Regions from separate parts of the Homo sapiens genome. Here region 2 is linked to region 1. The links are chromatin loops, found by intact Hi-C in ENCODE. Cell type or tissue: endothelial cell of umbilical vein. All regions are shown on one strand. Each heading gives the region's core, and the rest is flanking DNA. Links, peaks and the distances in the headings are about the cores only. Region 1 has its middle 36 kb from the start of RGS17. Region 2 overlaps RGS17 (regulator of G protein signaling 17).

What was found. A loop is a pair of places that touch in the nucleus more often than their neighbours do. Peaks named below come from ENCODE experiments on the same cell type or tissue, not always from the same donor. Only the 100,000 strongest peaks of a DNase experiment are listed, where the experiment ranks them.
Region 2: it touches region 1 in a loop (6-fold over the local background); 2 of 110 quality-filtered maps call a loop at or near these places.

The regions. Positions count from the first base shown.
Region 1 is chr6:153,164,409-153,169,799 of GRCh38, forward strand. No RefSeq gene overlaps it. Among named protein-coding and RNA genes, the nearest start is that of RGS17, 36 kb to the left of the region's middle. In endothelial cell of umbilical vein, for the core only: no CTCF peak of the experiment used is centred there; a DNase peak (open chromatin) is centred at 3,073; H3K27ac peaks cover 2,138 bases.
Region 2 is chr6:153,089,766-153,095,156 of GRCh38, forward strand. All of the region lies in intron 1 of RGS17 (regulator of G protein signaling 17), which reads right to left. Among named protein-coding and RNA genes, the nearest start is that of RGS17, 39 kb to the right of the region's middle. In endothelial cell of umbilical vein, for the core only: no CTCF peak of the experiment used is centred there; DNase peaks (open chromatin) are centred at 966 and 3,076; H3K27ac peaks cover 3,731 bases.

The DNA.
Region 1 (5,391 bases), core at 325-5,324:
TTTCACAATAAACATAAAACATGAAACATAAAAAACCAATCATAGTGAGAACTTGTATCAACTAAGTCTAGTTTTAGTAACTTTAAAAATAAACATTATAACATTTATTTGCTAATGAAATCCTAAATATTTGATACATTGTGAGTACATGAAAATTAATAAAATATGAAAATAGGAAAGAGTTGAGAGAAAGGTTAGTCTATTCCAAATTATCTGCACAATTGGAGTAGGTGATGAAACAATCCTAACTAGACAATAATACAGAAACCGATTATTTTGATATTCGTTAAATTTTTAAACTTTCTTGTGATTATGGTCTGGTGGTCTGGGATCATTCAACCTTTGGAACCAAAGAGAAGCATGGGAAAGGTGTCCAGCTTCCCCCGTTCCACACCTGCATGCAGAATCATTGTGGCACTGTGCTTTGTTCTCCAATTCATCAAGTACTCACATTTGTGGTTGCTTCCCCACCACATTTGCAATGGGTCTTTCAGCCCACACCAGTGCTTACCTGTACTATTGCTTTTCAAGTTGGCCTCATCTCTCACTGAGAGCTTCTTTTCTACCAGCAGCTGAAGGCAGGATCTCCCTACTGCCTCCATTAAAAAGTGCTCATTGCAAGAACACATGGACATAGGGAGGGGAACATCACACACCGGGGCCCGTTGGGGAGTAGAAGGGCAAGGGGAGAGATAGCATTAGGACAAATACCTAATGCATGTGGGGCTTAAAACCTAGATGACGGGTTGATGGGTGCAGCAAACCACCATGGCACATGTATACCTATGTAACAAACCTGCACGTTCTGCACATGTATCCCAGAACTTAAAGTATAAACACATAAAAATAAGTGCTCATTGCTAAGTTCTGGCACCTCAGTCCTCTAACTCCTGCCTTGCTTTCCAAAATGTGGTTTGGGGCTGGTCTTTTCTCTGCCCATCACCTTCCCTTGTTCATGAGTCTTGACTCTAATTAGACACTTTGGATGACTACTGTATTAGTCTGTTCTCATGATGCTAATAAAGACATACCCAAGTCTGGGTACTTTATAAAGGAAAGAAGTTTAATTGATTCACAGTTCTACATAGCTGGGGAGGCCTCACAATCATGGTTGAAGATGAATGAGCAGCAAAGTTACATCTTACATGGCAGCAGGCAAGAGAGCGTGTGCAGAGGAACTCCCCTTTATAAAACCATCAGATCTCATGAGACTTATTCATTATCATGAGAACAGCACGGGAAAGACCCACCCTTATGATTCAATTACCTCCCGCTAGGTCCCTCTCATGACATGTGGGAATTATGGGAGCTACAATTCAAGATGAGATTTGGGTGGGGACACAGCCAAAACATATCAGATACCTTAGCTGCAATGATTATTTACTTGGCTTTGACTTCAATTTTTACCAACAGTGGTGGAAGAATAAGGGGTGGTGGTGGACTGAGGCACAGATCAAACAGATAAGATGTCCAGTCTTAGGCTGTTCCTTTCCCGAGTCCATTGAAATAGACTTTTAATTGGTTTTATGCTCTTCAAACTCTCTGTATTGTCTTTCAAAAATATTTTTCCAAATGCAGATGTGAAAATGTCCTCTGCTTAAAAATATTGTATGAATTCCTGTAACGACATATTTTCTTTACAATTCTATTTCATAAAATAATGGCAGGATAGGAATTACCTATCTATGACGTGTCTACCATTCTAAATAAAGTCACTTTTCAAGTTAAGCTTCCTGGTTCTAAGTATTTATATGGAATAATCAAATAGATATACAGATTATTATAAACCCACTTCTGGTATTAACTATGCAGAACATCTCATGATTTCTATCTTGTACAACCTCTATTTATTGGACAATCAATGTAAATAGAGCAGGACAAGAAAGAGGAAGGTCCTACAGTTTAGGAGGACTCCCTATTTTAACTCACCAAGACTTGGTTTTAACAAAAATCAAGTAAATTTGCACATTCTATCATGTCTTCTCTTGAAGAGGGTTTTTAATAGGGCCACTAAAATTCATAGTAGTACTTCTGCAACATAGTACTTTCTGAAATATTCCAATTGTTTTTCTATGTCTATTGTTAATTTTCTCCTTTCAGAGTTTCAGCAGTTCTTGTCACTAAGTGTGAGATCTGTAGAGTGATTGACTGGGTCTAGCACTTCCCCAGTGTGACTTTTCAGAAAAGTGGCAGCCATTTTTGGTTGTGACAGTCCTTCAACGATTATGTGACATGGCCTTGCCTAATATTTCAGATTCTCATAAACAGACTGCACTGGCTATATTCTGTAATCTTAAGCATCAGTCCCAAAAAAGGACTCTGTTGCCTCAGTTTATATTCCTTTGCACACCACCCTAATAAAGCGAGGTTGGTTTTTGTTCTCAAGCAGTGTTTTAATTATATAGTTTGCATTTATAAGAGTAATTGTGACTTAAGTAGATATGAATGATAATCGTTGGTTTCTTTTCCACATTAATCTATCATCTCTCAACTTCATTGATTGGAACATACTAACTTATGAAAAACTCCTCATGATCATGACTTGATCCTCAAACAAACTGCCTTGAAAAGATGACCATGCAGCCTAATGTGAATAGAATGATTTATCAGAACAGTCTATAATCTTGCTAAGCAAGCAGCCAAGTTGGAAAATCTTTTCTGCTTCCTATCTTGTGAAACGAAGGGCCGAAAATCTGTGTGGCCCTGAATGATTTGGGAATCGCAGTAAAATGACCCCAGTGGATGAATGGGGTCATTTTACTGAATGAATAAAATGATGAGTAATACAAAATTGTCCTGTTAAGCTGCTCGTTACCTAGATTCCCTGCTAAGCTGCAGGAAGTCAGCAAGAGTCCTCAGCCACCAGTGCTGAAAAATATTGATGGCCTAAATCATTTTGTGGAGTAAATCTATACATAATTATAGGAGATTGTTTAGAAATTATAGTAATTTGATATTATGTTGATTTTCATGAACATTTAAAAATTAATATAAATATCTTGTGCTGTATGTTTGTTTTCCCGGAATGTACTTGTTAAAAATTAAGCGCTGACTCACAGAAACATCTGGGCAAGAGTGTGGATGACTCAGGACAAACTCATCACTGTTATTGAAACACAGAGAGTATGGCTTCCTGAAAATGAGTTGTGAACATTATATTCTCATAAAATGGGCAGTGGTCTCAACTATTTCTCCACCCTACTCATGCATCTCAGTCCTCCCCACATGATTTGGATAGATGTGCAGCCTTCACCGGTGGAATATTGGCAATAGAATGAAAGCATGCTGCTTTTATCTTAAGCTTTTTGCTTGCATTGTTTAATGACTTTTCACAGTAGTAACCACAGAAACATAATTTCTTTTTACAAATGATACTGATAAAGTCATGAAATAGGAGAATCGTGAATAACATGGAAGGAATACTAATTTTTTTGGTTATTGCTCACCATGGAAATTCAAGAAAAAACAGAGAGGCAGTTCGCCATTTTCATGTAAACTAATCCTAATGATTAACCTTGCTAGTCTCAAGAAAAATTACTGAAAAACTTTATCACTGCTATATCTAAGCCATAGTTTTCATGATAGTGGTTAATGTATAAATAAGATTGCACACACTCTTTTTAGATTGAGTAAAGTACAGAATTGCATAAACATGTCTTTTAAAAATTCTTGTCTTAAATATGTTTCTAATTGTGCGATACTCCTGTGCTTACAGTATTTAGACCACATGTTTAAATCAGAGTTTTTAGTAAGGGATTACAGCACTTCTATTCCAAAGAGTGCTGGCTTTCTTCTTTCCTTTCTTTATAAAGCTTGCCACTGTTTGACACAGGCTGAATCTTTGATGTACATATAAGGTTTGATTTTTACTTTAATGTTTTAGTTTATGATCTATTTTGTACATTGAGGATGACATTCTGGGGTTGAAAAAATGGTGAAGTTATTTCTAGAAAGAAAAAAAGATCCTTCACCCTGGAGCAGCCATTTGGAAATTATTTAATCACACTAAGAGTAACCTTAAAAACATTAGGTTATTTTCAAATGATATTCCCAGAGGTGAGCAGCCAAATTCTCACTAAGAATAAGTTCATCTAGCATTGACGTTGCTTCAGTATCAAAAGCACAAAGTACTACTGAGCCATGACAGTTTCGTTTAACCAATGATTTTAGAGAAATCTGGGTGGTTTTCCATGTGTTGCCTGGTGCTGGGCAGGTTGGCTGTTGCATGTTTGTAAGGTTCAGCTGTGTCCAGAGAGAAATATAAAATAAATTAATTTAATTTAATACTGTCTCTGAATTCTAATAACATAGTGTACTATTTGTTCCTTAAAAATGTGAAAAAAAGTTCCATAAAGTTAGATCCTTAGACAAGTTTGCTATAAAGAGTATAAAAAAACAAATTAACTTGGTCAGAATTTTATAAACAGTGATTTATTTAAAAATTAAACACAAAGAAAATTGCAGCTGAATTTTGCACATGGTCAGGATTTATTAGCAAATAAAACATTATGCCTATATAATAATTGTGAGAATCCTCCTGCATTTGCTGAGGACTTACTATGTACCCACTGTCGCAGTACTTTTGCTGGTATACTTTCCCTTCCATTTTGTATTGGGAGCTTGGTCTTGTTAGTGGGTCTGTATTCTTCTACTCTTTACTTTTTTTTCCCCTAGTTGGTTTACCTAAATGCTTTCTAGGACCTAAGGATGTTGAGGGAGCAGCATCTCTGTGGCCCGGGGCACACAGATTACAGGGTTAACACTTGGTATCTAGTTTATGTCTTGGATTTCAGAGTGAACTTTTCAAGTTTTTATGGACTGTGACCAGCGAAACCGAAATACTAAGATCATTGGCATATTTAATAACAATAATTTTAAGAGAAAAGCTATGGATGGATTCTAGGGTCATAAATTTAGTAGCAATTATTTTTATTTATCCTAATATATAAAGTTTGTGGTTCACTTATTCATTAAACATTGACTTATTATATCTATGTGCCAGATACTGTGTTGGAACCTGCGGACACAAAAATGAGTCCTAATAGACGTCATTTCTGTCATCACAGAGCTCAATGTTGGGGGTCGGGAGAAGACAAGAAACACAGAGAGAAAGACATAACCAAATAACGACACACACACTAATACAAAATTGCATCTCTGATAAATACGTGAAGGAGTGATTCACATGCTTTCAGAGTTCTAATTGTAGGATGTAGCAGACAGAGGAAAGGATGCTCTTAGGAAATGATTTCTGAGCTAAGATCCAAGGAATTATTCAGAGTTAAGTGTGAAAAACGTGGGATGAATCCAGGGAGAAGAACATGTGCAAAGGTCCTGTGGCATGAGAGACAGTGGCAAGAAGAAGGATTGAAAGAAGGCTGGAGTAAATAG
Region 2 (5,391 bases), core at 258-5,257, 75 kb before region 1:
GTTTTTTAAAAAACACCTATACCTGTATATGTAATATAAGTATATATAATTTTAAAAATTATTTTGTAACTTTTATAGCATGCTGGTTAATATGTCTAGATTAAGTCTACCAAATGTGTTATGAATATTTTTTTCCACATAAAAGATAAACTGTTAATAAATCTTTTCCAGGCATCAGTGTCTAGTCCACATAATCATTAGCAGACAACTCCCTTGGCAGCAGCATCTTACTCTTGATTAACTGCTTCTCTTAGATTAACTGAAGGATTGAACAGTGTATGAATAATCATTTTTTATTCCCAGTTTAAATTTTCCTTTTCATAACTGCTATCTGCTGTATGATGTTAAGGAAACCGATCAGTTTAGCTAAGATAAAAATTATTATCAATTTATGAAAAAGGAAAAGTTGGGAAACTGGTAACTTCTTGGTTACTGAAGGTGTTTGCTTCTAAAACAGGTAGAGGTAAAAATATAATACCCGACTCTCTTAACTGTGGTTTGGCTTTCTGTGGTTTTAGTTACTCAAGGTCAACTATGGTCCAAAAATATTAAATCGAAAATTCCAGGCCCGGCATGGTGGCTCACATCTGTAATTCAAGGACTTCAGGAGGCCGAGGCAGTAGGATCTGCTGGGCCCAGGAGTTTGACAACAGCCTGGGCAATAGTGAAACCTCATCTCTACTGAAAAAAAAAAAAAAAAAAAAGTAGCCAGCCGTGGTGGCACACCCCTGTAGTTCCAGCTACTCAGGAGACTGAGGCAGGAGGATCACTTGAACCCAGGAATTGGAGGCTGCAGGGCTGCAGTGAGCTATGATTGAGCCACTACACTCCAGCCTGGGCAACGAAATGAGGCCTTGTCACAAAAAAAAAGGAAAGAAAATTGCAGAAATAAACAATGCATAAGATTGAAATTGTGCACTGTTCTGAGCAGCATGATTAAGTCTCACGCTGTCTCCAGCCCAGGATGTGAATCATCCCTTTGTCCAGCGTGTCCATGCTGTATATGCTACCTTCCATCAGTCACAGCTGTTTCAGTAATCAGATTGAAAAAACACAGCACATACAGGGTTCAGTAAAAAAACATAGTATATATATATAGGGTTCTGTGGTTTCAGGTGTCCACAGGGGTCTTGGAACTAATCCCCTGAGGATAAAGGGACTACTGTACACATTTTCCTCTGGTGGCTTATGCCCTACAATAAGAACATTTAACAAAGTAAGACCATTTAACAAAACAATTTAAAAATAATAAATCAATGATTTAGGCAAGGATGAAAATATTCATAAATACCAAGTAATGTAAACATTTATATATATTTTAAAGAAAATTTTGGAATTTGCATTTCCTTAATTATATAGCCAGAAAGTTACAAGGGAAAAAGAATTTGGTTTAGAAATAGCATGAACCTGGGATAGATTCCCACTCATTAATCTTACTTCAGAATGATATTCACATGTTGTTGCTGCCTAGGAAAACAATCTAAAGGCACAAGTGATTCTAAAATACACTCCCCTGGTTTCCTGAGATGTTGCATTCCACTCTTGAACATGAAGATAATGGCTAGTTTGGAGAACCATCTCAAATGATTTTGCCAAGTGTAAACACATGAATATTTTTAAGAAAATGTCTTCATTAATGGCTGTTGAGCTAAAATCTCCATAACTACATATTATGCAAAGATATGACACTTAACATCCATACTTTACAGATTTTTTTTTTTTTTTGAGACGGAGTCTCACTCTGTCACACAGGCTGGAGTACACAGGCTCTGTCACACAGGCTCTGTCACACAGGATTGCACACAGGTGCAATCTTGGCTCACTGCAAACTCTGTCTCCTGGGTTCAAGCAATTCTCCTGCCTCAGCCTCCTGAGCAGCTGAGGTTACAGATGTGTGCCACTACACATGGCTAATTTTTGTATTTTTAGTAGAGACGGGGTTTCTCCATGTTACCCAGGCTGGTCTCGGACTCTTGACCTCAAGTGATCTGCCCGCCTTGGCCTCCCAAAGTGCTAGGATTACAGGCAGGAGCCACCATGCCCAGCCGGCATACTTCAAAGATTGTAATAAAAGTACTTGACCTTAAAACATTGTTTCCATTTAATCATATTCTGTAAATCTGGGGAAATGAAAAACAAGAATCTCAATTTTTAATCAATATTTGACCAGACACATCTTTAGATCAAGCCACGAGCTTTTTAGATAAAACAGAAAAAAATTCCCACCTTTGGGAAAACTAGTAGAAATGCGATGTCCAGATTCAGCTGGATATATCTCAAGATCGATATTTACCACTATATTTATTACTACCTGAAACTCTTAAGCCAATCATTAAAAAAATTCCAAAAGATTACTGGACTTACTCTTTGAATTTTTGTCTTTTAAAAATATAGACATAATTCAGCTTATTTAAACCCACCTACACAAGTCCTGTGTTCAAATTTTACGGGGCATAGAACCGTTCACTTTGGGTACTTCTTTGCCTGTATAAAATGCTGTCATGTTGATATATCTAAACACCAAGGTACAAATTTAACTATACGATTTTGAAGGAAGCAGTTGAAGACTCAGGTAACACTGCTTTAGGACAAGTCAAAAGAGAGTTTGCTGTTTGGCTTTTGACACTGAAGTTTCTTACCAATATGTTTCATGAAGCTCTCTCTAGGAAACTACAGTATTTTGGTATCAGTTCTCTAAAGCAACTGCCTGTGAGTTAATGTGGTTGTTTTGTCACAGCGTGCCTTTTGTCTCCACCCGCCTCCAGTCCCATCTTTACTCATTCTGCCTTTTGGATAAAACATGTACAATTATATATGGCTTGGTGCGGAATGGGCTTGGGATGCCACAAAACTAAAGTGGCACACTTAAAAAATACCTCTCAGCTACAGAGTCAAATAAGACTTGGAAATGCTAGAGGTCAGAACATTGCTCACAAATTATCCTGGTTCAATTTAGCCTGTGAATGTTTTGGAATTATACAAACAGTGTCTGATGACTCATATAACTTGTAACTTAAGTGCGTTTTGCTGTTGTGCATCCTTTTAGTCCAGCTACCCCCTAAGGAACAAAGTGTTACAGAAGCAGTTATGGTTTCAATTTCCCTCTATGATTCGCTTTCATTTGAAAACCAGTGAAAGGTGGGGGGAAATGGACTGACTAACTCCTGACACTACCAGGGCTTCAGATTACTCAATTTCCACGCTTCCTCTATCAGGGGAGAGAGTCCTAACAAAGACTAAAAATAACTTAAAGAAACCAAAAAACATAAAGATGCTACTTAGGAAATATTATTATCAAGAATTAATTAGTCTGCCAACCAAGTATTATGTACTTGAAACATTCTTTTATTTTTTAAGATATCATACATCTAGTGTCTCATTTGATTCTAATTTTGAATAGTCATTAATACAATAGAGGTTTGCATTAATAGCTATTTAATGGCTATGAAAACAGTGGCTATTGTGTGAATGGCTATAAAAACAATGGCTCTTTTTATGGTGCGTTCATGCTATCTACAGGCAGATGAACTGCATTTTAGATTATCAATCTGATCTGATTTTCTCTGTATCTCTGAAACTCATGGTTCTCCAAGGATGACTTCTCACTGGTACCCAGTGTGGTGAACCTTTTTGTAAGTCAATGCAATATTTGCGACTATAGTCTTGGTTTGGTTCATCTTTCTTTTTTCCACTAGGAAAATGTTCACTTTATCTTCCACAATCTTCCACAAGCTTCTTCAGTACCAGGCAAGGGACTCAACTCCTGATTATGATCATTTCTTGCCTTACTTTAAGGATGAGGACTAAACAAGGGAAAAAGTGGTGAGAATACTGGAATACATTTCGGGCAAGGTTCCTAAGGGGGAGGATAAATCGTACACACACTTTACAGAATCCACGTAGTCAAAGAGAACAGAAAGGCACCCAGAATGGCACCTACTCAACACAATCTTGACTTGGTAGATAAGGGGATTAATATACAATAAATTTCCTTTTGCAGCTTTCTGGAGACTCAAAGTGCTCTAGTGAAAAGATCATTGATCTTGCAGTCAGGGGACTTGAACTTCAGCCCTACCTATACTAAATCCCTGGGTAATCTTTGACAAGTCACTTAAATTTACTTAGCCTTAGTTTTCCCAACTGTGAAAACAGGAATGAAATTCTCTAGTACCCCACAGGATTGTTCTCGGGCCCAAATGTCACAATGTATATGAAAGTGCATTATATAAATACGATTATGTAATATCTGGTATCATCAATGGAGGAGGCTTTCCATATGTACTATGCCTAAATATATTACACACATCTATACTGAACTTTTTTTTTTTTTGACTGACTCTCATTCTGTCGCCCAGGCTGGAGTGCAGTGGCATGATCTTGGCTCACTGCAATCTCTGCCTCCCGGGTTCAAGCGATTCTCATGCCTCAGCCTCCTGGGTAGCCGGGACCACAGGCACATACCACCACGCCCGGCTAATTTTTGTATTTTTTTTAGCAGAGATGGGGTTTTGCTATGTTGGCCAGGCTGGTTTTGAACTCCTGGGCTCAAGCAATCCACTCGCTTCAGCCTCCCGAAGTGCAAGGATTACAGGCGTGAGCATTGTGCTCAGTGGCCTACTGAACTCTTTAAATGATATGCATTTAAAGTTGGTAATTAGATAATATCATAATAATGTTGATAATTAGATAATATTATAGATAACTTCTCATCCTTGTACCTTTGCTTTTCTCTACCTAATTTCCATGGTTTGATTTTGATACTTTTTGAAAATCAAATAAGAAAATTCAGAACACTGAACACTTTTAAGAAGGTTGACTCAGGATTACTAGGAAAGAGATCAGCTTCAACATAATAATTTTAATTTTTTGTCAGGCTTTTCTTGTAGTGTTTTGAGATACTCTCGATATGTCAGTAATTTGAAAATTACACAATCAATCAATGGGAGAAAGAATGGCAGGTGGTCTCAAAATAATTTTTTGGCTCTCTTTCTTTCTTTTCCCTTCCTCATTTACACATGGCACATATCTTCATGGAGGGCTTTTATACCTTCTTTCAAAGAGTATAACCAGTTTTATCAATGAAAGCTCTATAAATAATTTCTGAATTAGAATATTTAATTTTTAAACATTTTAAATCACTTTTTATAATTACATTCACAATATAATTGTGAATTGAATTTTGTGATTAACATAATCTTCATACATAAAAGAAGATAAATACTTGTCTCCAAAAACAAAAATATTAATAATGATGCATAATCTCAGATATATCCATTAAGAGTTTAATATGGTTGGCTTGGTATGTGTTTCCGGGAATTTCTGAAAGAGTCATGTTTTTAAGAAAATAATTTGGGAAAAATAGAAATTTAAGTGGCTCATTTTTTGTGGTTA